2 separate regions of the Mus musculus genome follow, and region 1 is linked to region 2. A link is a contact called in ENCODE Hi-C or POLR2A ChIA-PET data. All regions are on one chromosome and are shown on one strand. The core of a region is the stretch at or near the end of the contact, and the rest is flanking DNA. Distances in the headings are between cores, read along the strand shown. Region 1 has its middle 7.9 kb from the start of Gm46242. Region 2 overlaps Twist2 (twist basic helix-loop-helix transcription factor 2).

Evidence for each region. A loop is a pair of places that touch in the nucleus more often than their neighbours do. ChIA-PET counts read pairs that join two places held with the same protein, here RNA polymerase II (POLR2A).
Region 1: a loop to region 2 is called in a map of heart, with 2.2 times the contacts of the local background. The contact joins two enhancer-like sites. A Hi-C loop is called at or near these places in 2 of 37 maps with a recorded cell type or tissue (both heart). POLR2A ChIA-PET finds 5 or more read pairs at or near these places in 2 of 5 experiments (Patski and embryonic stem cell).

Annotation. Positions count from the first base shown.
Region 1 is chr1:91,868,794-91,874,710 of GRCm38, reverse strand. No RefSeq gene overlaps it. Among named protein-coding and RNA genes, the nearest start is that of Gm46242, 7.9 kb to the left of the region's middle. Within about 2 kb of position 1,866, at least 1 of the 3 ENCODE cell types and tissues checked has a DNase peak (open chromatin) inside an H3K27ac peak, as active enhancers do.
Region 2 is chr1:91,818,671-91,825,147 of GRCm38, reverse strand. All of the region lies in intron 1 of Twist2 (twist basic helix-loop-helix transcription factor 2), which reads right to left. The region is part of intron 1 of Gm46117 (a long non-coding RNA gene); the gene reads left to right. Among named protein-coding and RNA genes, the nearest start is that of Gm46117, 9.4 kb to the left of the region's middle. Within about 2 kb of position 1,552, at least 1 of the 3 ENCODE cell types and tissues checked has a DNase peak (open chromatin) inside an H3K27ac peak, as active enhancers do.

The sequences.
Region 1 (5,917 bases), core at 617-3,116, 49 kb before region 2:
GTCTAACCTGTTGCACCAGGCTTCATTAAAGGGTGGCTAAGAAAGCTGGGCCAAGGACTCCAGGCTGTGGCAGAGGGCTTGGGCCAAGCAGACAGATGTTCTTGGAGAAACAATGACCTGAACCTTGGCCTCTAAAGCCCTAGAACCGCAGAACGGGAAAACCCTACCTACGTGTACACCTGAGGTCTGAGACTTGCGCCCCTCCCTCAATCTCTTCTCTGCCAGGAGCACCCCAACCTACTTCATCCCTCATCCCCTTCTAGTGTTCAAGGTGAGAGCAGCCAGCTGTCTGTGGATTCCTTGGTGCTCCATGCTAGTGGTTCATTAGTCCTGGTCCTGGCATGGCTTGTTGGTCCCAGGAACATCAATAGAGGGTGGTATGGGGCATTGAAAGGAAGCTTACACAGGCCGGTTGCCTCCAGATAAGCAGACACTCTCCCTGTCTGTGTGGCCACACATGGATTTGCCTTTGATAGCCAGAGCAAGAAAAATGGTCTCCGCTCGTTGGGCTGAGCAGACCCTGGTTTACCTGAGTAGGTGGGCACCAGGATAAGGGAAAGCATGGGAGCCAAAGGTGGGGCAGCTCAGTGAGGACTGGAGGAAGGAGGACAGTGAGGACTGGAGATGCTCCAGGTAACAACCGAGGGACCTGACGTGTGGGTAGCTGCGGTCACCTCAGGGCTAATCTCTTGGTGGCAAAGGGATACAAGTCTGCAGTGGGATCCCCTGGTGTGGCTTGTTGATGTAGCTGGACTCTCTCCCCCCTTGCTGGGGAGGGTCAGCAGAGGTTGGAGGTCAGACCCTGACTCAGCTCGGCTTGACGAATTTACTTTTAAACAAACTCCTCTGGGCTTTTCCCCTGAGGCCTGTCACATAAATTTCTATTTAGTGCCACTGGGTCTCCAGCCAGGGAGCTGCCAGGATGTTTTGAGAAGAAGCTGGGAGATCACATGGTCTTGTCTCAGGGACTGTGTAGAGGAGAGCTCGGAGCTGGGTACCAGATGGAGATGGGAAAGGAAGAAGCTGACTGGAGCCTTTCCCCAGGGCTCCGTGAAACAGCCAGTGCTGAACAGTGACAGGCTTCAGGCCCCCGAGGTTCCCTAGTGGGTGCACACCTTGGGGGAGGGGGCTGAGGGTTACAAAACCCACCCTTCCCTGGGCTTGCCATATCTATAGAGGAAAAACCCAGCATTTCAGGGTCCCTGTAGGAAACCCCCTGTACTCTGGGCATTTTCTTACCTGTTCTCACCGCCCCCTACGGGGGGGGGGGGCAGAACAGTGAGGTGAAATCCTGGGTATATGTGTGCTGTTGATATGGACATAGCCACATACCAAGGACCCCTAATGCCTCAGCCCCGTGGAGGTGGCAAAGTCTTCCTCAGGTCTGAGTGTAGATGCTGATAATGTGTACAGAAAATGTCCACCATACATCCTCCCAAGGGAGGTTTACAGCTCGAAGACAGCTCTGCTTCTCTTGAGATGAGCAAAACCTGTCTCCCTTTTCAGCTGTATATAATAACCCTGACTCCTTGTTTTCTGTAATATACCCACTTCCATGGACAGCTGTATGCTATAGTCCCCCCTGCCAAATGCTCTATAATAAACACATCAGCTTCTGGGGTATTACAGCTTCTCCATCAGGTTTCCTGTTCTTGTATTTGCTTTTTCTTTATTTCCTGGGCCTCAGTCAGGCTGATCAGAACAGTGGTAAGTAACCTCTTCTCACACTAGAACCTAAGACTTGCAGGCCCTGGGTCCCCCTGAAAGCCACAAGACAGAGGTGCAAAGCCTCCAGCTGCCTCCTGTCTATTTTAGAAGAGTCTTTACAGACTGTTCAGCCCCAAGCCACACCCCTTAGTTACAGCCCCAGCTTGCATTTGAAAGCTAGAAGAGAAACGTGAGATTTTCTGTCCTGTGCTTCCAAGGAATCTCGGGAGAGCTGCGTGTATGTTTAGGGCAGAGCCAGGCCCTAGAGACCCCACTGCAAAGGAATCAGCCTGATCTGCAGTCCTTGGGAGGGTATCACAGTGGAGGTGCCCTCCTCCTGCTTGATGGGTGTGTGGCCCAGGCAGGCAGAGAAGGTGGGAGGGGTGCAGAGCCACTGAGAGCACAGCACAGTGCAGCCCTGTTTGTGTTGGCAATGCGGCTGCCCAGCCATTTCCAGGTTGGATGACTGCGTGATGGAGAATGTAGGTCAGGGGTTTAAGCAAACACCTTCTGGATCTCACATCTATGTGAGCGTGGGGAGGGGCTCAGTGAGCTGCCGGAGAGTTTGCTTAGTGTGGAATTGTCCCTGGATTGAAATGACAGCATCGTCAGCTGTCACTTACCTTGGTGTGGGAGGGAGAACACGGACAAAAGAGATGCTAACCTGGCTGTAGAACACAGAACAAGGACAACAGCCAACAGGAAGGCACAGCCTGGTATTAGCCAGGGCAGAAGGCAGCCATGGAGGGAACAGAGTGGGTGAAGGGATGTTGTGGGGAAGTGACATTCAAGCATGAGCAGGGGCCAGAGGCCACCAATAAACTCTGGAATGAAAGACTTCCGTCTCAGAGAGGAAACAACCCACCCCATGGGACCATGCATGAGCGCAGCCTCTGTGGCAGGTCCCGTAGGCTCACACCTATGATCACCATGGAGTACTCCCACCTGCCTTTCACAGAGGGGCACCCACAGATGAAACCAAGATGTCTGTCTGCACCCCAAGATGAGAGTCTTCACTGACACTTGTTATTCTGTGATCTTCTCCCTGGTCCCTGAAGCTCTGAAAACACAGGCACTAGCTGACATCAGAACATGTCCTGGGTGGCCTCTGGAGCCAGGCCAGAGCTGTCATTAAACAGGGAGGGAGACCTCTAAACTGCTTGCTACCAAGGGCCCATGGCAGTCTTGCTTGACCCAGGGCTCCACATTACCTGATGCTAGGGAGTTTATTGTCCTAGCTTTGCTGGTAGAAGTTCCAGAGACCTTGGGGGACACAGCCTAGAAGCTACTCATTTGTATGGCCAGCTCGAGGCAGGGGCTACAGATTATAGGAAGACACCTCTATGAGCTTCAGAGGGGGCTGGAGCTACCACCCAGCTGCCCACTCACTGGTATGTGTGTGTGTGTGTGTGTTGCTCCCCAGGAGTCCCTGTCTGCTCATTTTACATAGAAGTCATCATACTATCCTAATCTGGTCCCACCCAGCAACCCTGCCCTTGGCCAGAACCCTGGTACTGGAAGCCTGAGTTGTGGGCAGGTCCTGCTCCTGAGCATGGTGGCCCTTTGGGGAGAGACTCAAAGACACCCCCCTCCATGGAATTCCTCTCTCCCCTTTGTCTTTGCTTCAAGAGGATTTATTGGCTTGAGATGGTGTCGCTGTGTGGATAAGAAAAAAATGCTTTCCTGAGGAACCGCAGAGTGGCCCTGCGAGTCCCATTGCCTTGGTGGGAGGCCTGACCTCACTTCCTCCACTGCAGTAATTAATGGGACAGAAGAGCAGCCTCCGAGAGCCAGGTCCCCAGCAGCAGCATATACTCACAGTGCATTATTTCTGTGTAAGGAGCCCTCGGGGCCATTACACTTGCAGGTCAGTGGGCACAGAGGCCACTCTGGCTCACTCGGTATTTACTGAGAAAACATCACATGTCTTCTCATCTGCTCTTACACTTAATATTTGACACTAGTCCATATGAAAAACAAGTGGGTATTTTGAATGGGGGGTTTTCTTCTGAGTTCCAGGAGCCGAGGATCAGAGTCTGTGGTTACAGACACCTCATGGGGGATGCTTTCCTTTCCTTTGGGCTGGAGACAACTAGGAGAGGGGGGTACTCAAGTCAAAGGTCAGAGACCAGAGGTCCTCCTCTTACCTGTCAGAAATGAATCTCCAGCACTAACCATTAGGATGCCCTGCTTCCTTCCCCTCCTTTGCATTTTCTCTCAGCAGGCAGCTCTGCCTGTGACCTTCTCACCCTCTCACTCACCAAATATTTACATGCCATAAGCCAAACCTCCTTCCAGGCACTTGGGACAATCTCTGAGGACAGTGAAGCAGACCAGATCCCTGTCCTGAGGGAGTTTATGTTCTGGGAACACACAGCAAGGAGTATCATTGAGCCCCAGGTGTGCTTTGAGACTGGCAGGTGACAGGCAGGAAGAGGGACCAGGGAGCAGGGGCAGCTGTGGGTGGCATGGTGGACAGGGAGGGAAGCTAGGTCACAGAGGGAGATGAAATTTGGACAGATAAGGAGGGAATTGGGCTTGCACATAGATGTCTGGGAAGGAACAGCCCTGGGTTAGGGGACTTACAATGGAATGAGGTGCATGGCTGAGTTGGAGGTTGGGGGAGGTTGGATGGGCCCCAGTGTCTTAGGACGGCTGTGATAAAGGGACCCTCCAATGGTTAAGTAGAAGTCTGAAGTCCCTGTCAGTGGTAAGACAATGCCAATGGTTGTAGGAGGGGCTTGCTCACTGCCTTTAGCTGCTGAAGCTGCCAGCAGGTGCCCCATCTCCCCCGTTCCTCCCTCCCCACTGCCTCCTCATTCTGCTCCTCTCCTTGCTCCTCCTCTTCCTCCTTCAAGGATGGATAGCCACTGCCCTGTATCTTTCCATTCCATATGGGAGAGAGACCCAGAACTGTCACGTCTCTCCCAAGCACCCCTGTGCAGCCCGACAGCTCATGCCCTTCAAGGGCTCCACCCATTCCACAAACTTCAGAACAAGGCGGGGCTACAACTGATGTTTTCCTGGATCATAAGTTCAACTCTTCCTAGGATTAGGAATCCCCCACATTTTCTCTCCTGTAAAATGGGACTGAAGGAATACTGACTTCTGAGGGCCGTTTTGAAGATCAAGCCAGATGACACACAAGGTAACCTGTTGCCAGATGCACCAAACAGTCGTTACTCCTGGGGCGAAAGTGCTGATCACCGTGCGGACAGTGTAAGGTTCGATGTGATCACAACTTCCCTCTAGTTTTGGAGACCCATCAGGTAGACAGACCTAAAAAGTGCTAACTACAGTTACGAAAAGACAGCTCTTCGTTCATAAGTGGGGATAGGCTTGTCTCCAGTGGGGTGGGAGCATTAGGTTGCAGGCTCACATAGGGCGGAGATATATAAACCACTCAACCATGTCCTCTGGAAACCCTGAGGCTCACTATGTAAATAGTTAAATAGGAAATCCAGTAATTTAAATACTACACACACCAAAGAAAGGAGACCTGAAATATAGATGCTGAACACTTAGCTGAAAGCAACAAACAAACAAAACAAAACATAAATATGAAGAACTATAAAGTGTGCAGGAGTTCCAGAGGAAAAATACATGTTATGGGGTAGATTCTGAAGTTCTGTCTTCCAAATGAGATCAGTTAAACCATTGGAGAACAACCTCTCCTTATTTCAGTTAATTTTGTGTGGCATGCTACACATATGTGTGTGCACATGGAGGCTGTAGGTTGGCCTCAGGTGTGGCTTCTCATGTGCTGCCCACTTTGCCTTTTAATTCACAGTCTCCTGGTGGGGCTCACTGTGTAGGCTGAGCTGAATGCCACCCCAGTACTGTCCCCATTCTCCAGTCCTGGATACCAAGTGTGCACTGCTATGCCAGGCTATTTTATGTGAGTTTTGGAGGACCAGAGCGAGGTCCTCATGCTTGCATGGCATGAACATCAGCTACAGAGGCATCTCCCTGACTCCCTGGCCTTATTTTAACAAAGAGAAACTCAGGCATGCAATGTGGAGACTAGAGGATAGCTCAAATTACACTAAAATGATAAGCTGACAATGTTTAAATCTTAGTGGGAGGAGTGATTATCTTAAGATGGAAACCCACATTTCCAAACAGACTTTAAAAAACAACAATGTAAAAGGAGAACATTAAAAACTAGATACCAGAAGATGGTTTTGGTTAAATTATTTTATTAACAGGA
Region 2 (6,477 bases), core at 303-2,802:
TTAGTACATTTCTTTTTCTTGCAAATGACCTAGAATTTTAACTTCTGAAGAAGTTGATTTCTCTTGCTTCTGTCAGGTCCCTTGCTGGCCTCGGGAGAAGCCAAAGTGAAGGCTCTTGTGGGCCCACAGGCTTCTCTTTCTTCTGATGTAGCTTCTGCTATGTTGACACATCATAGGGAAGACTTTTGTCTCTGCAACTGCTGCTGAAACCCAGTTCTGTCTAATAGCGGTGTACATGGGATAGAGGAATCAGGACTCAGCTAGACACAGGCTCTCCCAGGTGGATGTCTCTACCATCCATGAAGCTCCTGCTTACCATCTGCTCAGGCTTCATGCATCTTATGCATGTATGTATGTATGTATGTATGTATGTATGTATGCATGCACGTAAATGTTTTCTTTTTTAATTATGTGTATGCCAGTGTGCATGTGGGTATAAGTGCCCATGGAGGCCAGAAGAGGTTGCCGGAGCCCCTGGAGCTTGTGTTTTTGATGGTTGTGAGCTGCCTGGCATGGGTGCTGAGAACAGAACTTCAATCGTCTGCAGGAACAACCAGTGCTCTTCACCGCTGCACTTACTTTTGAGATAAGGTCTCACTGTGTTTCTGAGGCTGGCCTGGTCCTTACTATGTAATTGAGGCTGGCCTTGGACTTTATTTACATATTTATTTGCTGGGGGTGTTTTTGGGTGCACATATGCATGCAGGTGTGTGTGCACATGTATGTAAGTAGGGCGGGTCAGAGTGCTCTTCTTCAGTTGCTCTCTGCCTTATCTTTTGAGGCAGATCCCTCCCCGGATCTCCCAGTTACTTTTGAGCCCTCGGGACCCTCCTGTCTCTGCCTCCACGGTGCTGGGATTGAAAACACTTTTACCACGTCACCCAACTTTTGCGTACAGGTTCAAGGGGTTGAACCTGGGTCCTCATGTTCCTGCAGCAAACACTGCCAGCCGAGCCAGCTCCCAGCCTCTTACGTTCACTTCCGTGTTCCTGCTGGGATTGCAAGTGAACACCAGCACACTTGGCTGTGTCTCCTAATAGTGAGCTTCTTGGCAGTAGTAGTAGACAGCAGTTAGCTTGTAAGGGGCACAGATGACCACTGGGTTTCTTTCTTTCTTTCTTTCTTTCTTTCTTTCTTTCTTTCTTTCTTTCTTTCTTTCTTTCTTTCTTTCTCTCTTTCCAGAGTTATGGAGCTGGAGACCTGAACTCTAACCTGAAGCCTGGGCCTTTCCTGCATCCATTTCCCTCCAAGCCCCGACAGTGCTAGAGCCCATGACCAGCCACCTCCTTTGTCTGTCTTTATTGCATCAGAATCTTCTAAAGTAAACTTTCACCCAGCCAGGGCTGTGCAGGGCCAGAGGGCTTTGCCAGGGATCTGTGAGGTAACTTTCCATCTGTTTATTTATGCTTTGCTACTTGGGGACAGGGGGAGAAAGGCACAGGGACCTAGGAGTCCCAGAAGCTAAGCAGAGTGGCTGACATCATGGGAATTTGTATGGCCTGACTCACGCTGTCCCCTGGTGAGGGAGTAGAAGTTCACAAAGTGCCTTTGGCTCCTGTGTCACCAGGAATTTGCAGTGTTGCAGCGGCTGGAAGCCCAGCCCTTACAGATGGTGTGAGATCCCACAGTTTCCAGCCACATGGAGCACACAGCCACAGGGACTCTCTAAGGAAATGTTGGTCAGCATCACAGAGTTTTCCAAATTTCCTCTTTCATCTCTTGGCCAAGTCTACCTTTATCCAGTGGTGGAATGGCTGGAACTCTTCTGTCCCAGTGGGCAGTACAGTCAGAGGGGTCCTGAGATGACCTTTTCTTCTGCTAAGTCCTGAAGGGGACATCCCCCCATCCTGTCCTCAAGGCTCCTTGAGAGACTTCTGACTGCCATGTTTCAACCCAGTGAAGAAAAATGGAACTGAGTCCTCTGTGGCCCAGGAGAGTGACAGATACCAGCTGCCCTGCCTCCCTCCCTGGTTTGCCCTGACAGATCAAACCATCTCAAAAGAGGCGATGCCAACAACTGTCTTTCATAGCTGGAGCCGTCTAGTGACAAGAACACTGTAAATCCACTCAGGCTGTGATAGGCTGTGGTTCTTTGTCCTAGAGCCGGTGCCTTCCCTGTGGATTTCATTTCTGCTTCTCTGGGACGTTATGAACAGAGTCTCCGTGAGGACAGCTGGTCACAGGGAGGGGACTGGTGTGATAAAGAGACCGTGAAACCCAGAACATAGATGTGAGGGTCCACCCACATCTGGAGGATAAGTCAGGGAATCCAGTGCTACGCGGACCCAGTTGATCACCGTGATAGAACAAGCTTTGTGGACATCAAAAAGCATGATAGAAGAGCATACTGTGCTTATAGCCACAGTATTCATGAAAGTCAAAAGTGGGAAGCTGTACAACATGAAATATCATTTAGCCTTAAAAAAATGAAATCTTGGCATAGCTGTAACCTGGGTGGACCATGAGGCATATGCTAACTGAAGTAAGCTAGTTACAGTGATAAATCCTGTGGAATTCCTGTCATAGGAGGTCCCCAGAGGCAGGAACTAGAATGGCACCAAGAGCCAGGGCAGGAGATGGGAGTTAGTGTTTAATGAGGGTGTAGAGGCGGGTGCTTCTGACGGTTGTTACAGTGTGTGATGAAATTACTCACCTAGCAAACAGTGCAAGCTTGATCAGTGCCACAGAACCACACACCTAAACACTGTAAGGATGGCAACCTTTACATTGTGTTTTATAATTACAAACACGGAGATATCTCTGCCATGGTAACTGGAAAGCAAAGGACCCATGGTCAGGGTCTCAGCAACAGGCCTTGACCATCTTCACGCCCTCTCTAACTTTTTGGCATCACGTCCTTAGAATAGTCTCCAGTCAGAGTTCCTGGATCAGTTGTAGGTGTTCCGGGTCAACTTTGTGTCCTCGAGTGCCAAGGTCAGCCCAAGGTAAAGCCATTTCTTTTACCATCTGAACTTTAGCCCAGGGAAATGGTGTTCTAGGTAAGACCTGGCTAGGCCATGGTCTGTACTGTAGGCCAGGGCTGGGGGGCCAAGGCAGTGTGGAGGTTTGGTGGGTCAGGAGAGTGACTGTATGGATGGCAGGTCTTCTAGCAATTTCTAACCTGAATCAGAGCTACTGATTTTCAAAAGAGAGGGCTGAGTCTGTACATCAACCAGAGGCTGTGTGTGCACTGAAATCTGGCATCTACCTACCTGTACATAAAGAGAAGGAGAGGCATACCCAGGGAGCAGACGTGGGGTGCCAGCACATGCCCACAAAACTTCTAATATTAGGACAGTTAGCTCGACAGGTGACCAATGCATCTACAGAAATCTTCATGGCATGGACTCATGGCCTGATACACACTGGGGACAGTTTAGAATGGCCAGTCTTACTGATGGAGTCAGGCTCTTGGTCCTTGTGACTTTGAGGGGTTTGTGAAGTGGGAAGCAGGCAAGTTGTTCATCCACAGACCAGTGACTATGAATAATGCTGTACAACATTAAATATGATTTAGCCTTAAAAACTGAAATCCTGGCATAGCTGTAACCTGGACGGACCTTGAGGCATATGCTAACAGAAATGGCTCTCAAGCCTGATGGAAGAGACAGAGGACTGGAAAGACAGGGCTCTCAGTTCCCTCTGGGACGTCTGTGATGCTCCTTCTCTGGGTACCTGAAGAGGCTCCTCCACGACCAAGCCATCTCTCAAATGCTTGCTGTTGTTTGATTGTTTGGCTTTGCTAGAAGCTTCCTCCTGGGGGTGGGGGGGTGAGGTGGACTCTCACAGTGGCTGGCATTTGTGTATCACTGAAGGTCAGCCGTGTTGTGGAGTATCTCATGGGCTTTCTTTTCATTTCTTTCTCTTTCAAGGAATGTCTATCCAAACTTTCAGCTCATTTTAATTGTTGAATCTTTGGAATTATTTATATATTCTGGATATTAACTCGTGTGTGTGTGCATGTGCATGCATGTGTGTGTGTGTGTGTGTGTGTGTGTGTGTGTGTGTTGGCATCAGGTTGTCTTCCTCTGTTCTTCCCTATCTTTTTATTGTCTGAGACGCATTCTCCCATAGAACCATGAAATTCACTGTCCCAGCTCTGAGTTCTGTGTCTGCTCTACAGTTCCAGGTTTGCCGATGTTTCCCCCACATCTTCCTCAGGTTTTATGTGGGTGCTGGGGACTGAGAAACTCTAGACGAAAAGTCACAGCAGCAGCATGGACCAGTCCCCCTTTCCCCCTTGAAACTGATTCTCACTGCACTAGGAGCCATTTCCCACCCCGTGCAGACCAGTTTTTCTGCTTACCGCAAGTGGGACTCAACTGTCCGTTGAGTCCTCCCCAGACTCATCTTTTGCAAGAAAACGCTTCAACCATTTGCTTGCTGTGCGCGGCTGCTGGCAGTCTGCCATCTCACCGTTCCTTAAGCCTCTGTTGCCTGCTCTCAGAAGCTGATCCCACCAGAGCCCCCAGCCCAGGAGACTCTGCCAGGCTAAGCCATCAAACCGCCTCCTCCTTTGTCCTACATATCGCTAAACACTATGGTAACACCAGCCTTGCCACCACCCTAGGGAAACCGGAATGATTGATTCCCTCCTTGTTTGTGGCCTGGGCCCCCGATGCCCACCGACCCTTTTGAGACCTGCCTTCTGCCTCTTGAAACTCACTCTGTCGTAGACTATTCTAGAGCATGACATCAGCAGAGGCTGCACTGAGAATGTAGCTTGTCACAGATGTAGTCACCCAGGGTTGCCTAGATGCCCATTTTTCTCCTCCAAGTCCCAGGAAATGTCTTTTGGGATGTATCTTGGAAAGGGACCAGTGTCTGATATGGCTGTACCCCTGAGTGCAGTAGGCAGAACCTCTTGCCCTGCAGGGGCTCCCCATCCTGTTTCTGGAGTTATCAATCAGACTTGAGAGCTTTCCTTTTCAAATCCTGCCTGGCTCTGGAGTTGAATGGAGCCCAAGGTGTACCACTGTCAGATAGCATCTCCCAGAAGAGCAGGTAGAAGCTTGGGGCCTCTAAATCAGTTCCTGCCTGAGCTCTGTCTTAGACTGTTATACTCACTGAGTTCCCAGGGCCTTTCCCCCAAGGCACCAAGAGCCAGGTGCAGGAAGCCACAGCTGAGCCAGCACACCCAGACTCTGGGGGCTGGTGTAGGCAGGACTGAGTCTTCAGTGGTCATCACACAGACAGGGAGGTGACTTGGCACTGCTATCTGTCTTCTCAGCCTGCTGTTTCTATGGGATCTTTGCTTCTATTGCATCTATCCTTTGCTTGTTTGCTGAACCTCCTCCACACCAAGTGTCTGACACTGCCTTCTGCTGATCTTTAGCTCTGGCCCATCTCCTGTGGGCTTTGGTCATCCTCCTGTTTGGTCCAGAAACCATACCCAAAGCTCCCCTGGCTTTCTGTGGGATACTTCCCTCCCAAACTATCTTACACATCCTCCGCTGAACCAGATGAGGGTGGCACACCCTTATCAGTTTCTAGTTCTCTGCACTTGGCCCATGTGAAGCTTCACACGAGCACACACACACATGTCCGGCTGTGTGTAGGACTCAGCCACCCCTCTGTGCATGCAGTAATGCTTCAGGTGCTCTCCTGTCCAAGGCATCACTCGGTGCCAGGCCTTCTGCAGTCTGGGGAAGGCGGCCAGATGTGGGTCATAAATGACTCTGACAGGCACGCGGGGTGTCATAGCTAAGGACTATCACTAGAGGGCGTTCTGGGGCAGGGAGCTTAGGTTGTTACAGTAGATGTCCGGGGATGACCAGAGCTCCCCCATGGGTGGACACTGGAAGCAGGTGCTAAAGGGAGGCAGAGGGGTGTTCTAGCTAAGTACAGCAGAGCAAAGTCACAGACCGTGAGAATGCCATGTTTTAGGGACCAGCACCTGGATCCCTGACACTGTAGTCTCATGGGCCCTGGGCACAGTATGGACAGGGCATGCTCAAGGTAGGGCAGAAGCAAGACGGGGCATGGCCGGTCAGGTTGGTTCAACTGCTGGGCAGTGGGTGGGAACCAAGGTAAAGGAGTCCACACGTGGAAGGTAATACCAAACACTCGGTGGGACACAGCTCTTGTTACTCCAGTAATAGTGAGTCAGATCAACGTGTAGACAGGAAGACCATATGAGGAAGAGCTGGGGAGGGTCTACACAGTCCTGCTGAGCACGGAGAGGCAGGGAAACTGCAAGTGTTCCATAACTGGGAGGGGCATTTTGATCACATTTGACATCTTCCTTGTCAATCTGACTGGATTTAGAATCACCTAGGAGACGCACCTCTTTGCTTGTGAGGACTTTTCCGGAGAGGTCTAACTGAGCATTGAAGACATCTCCTAAGTGTGTGTGTGGCAGTTTTCGCTGGATGGAGAGGGGGTCCTGGACAGAATAGGAAGGAGAAGGGGGCAGACACCAGCATTCATCTCTGCTTCCTGACTATGGATGCCATGTGGCCCTGGCTGCCTCCAGTC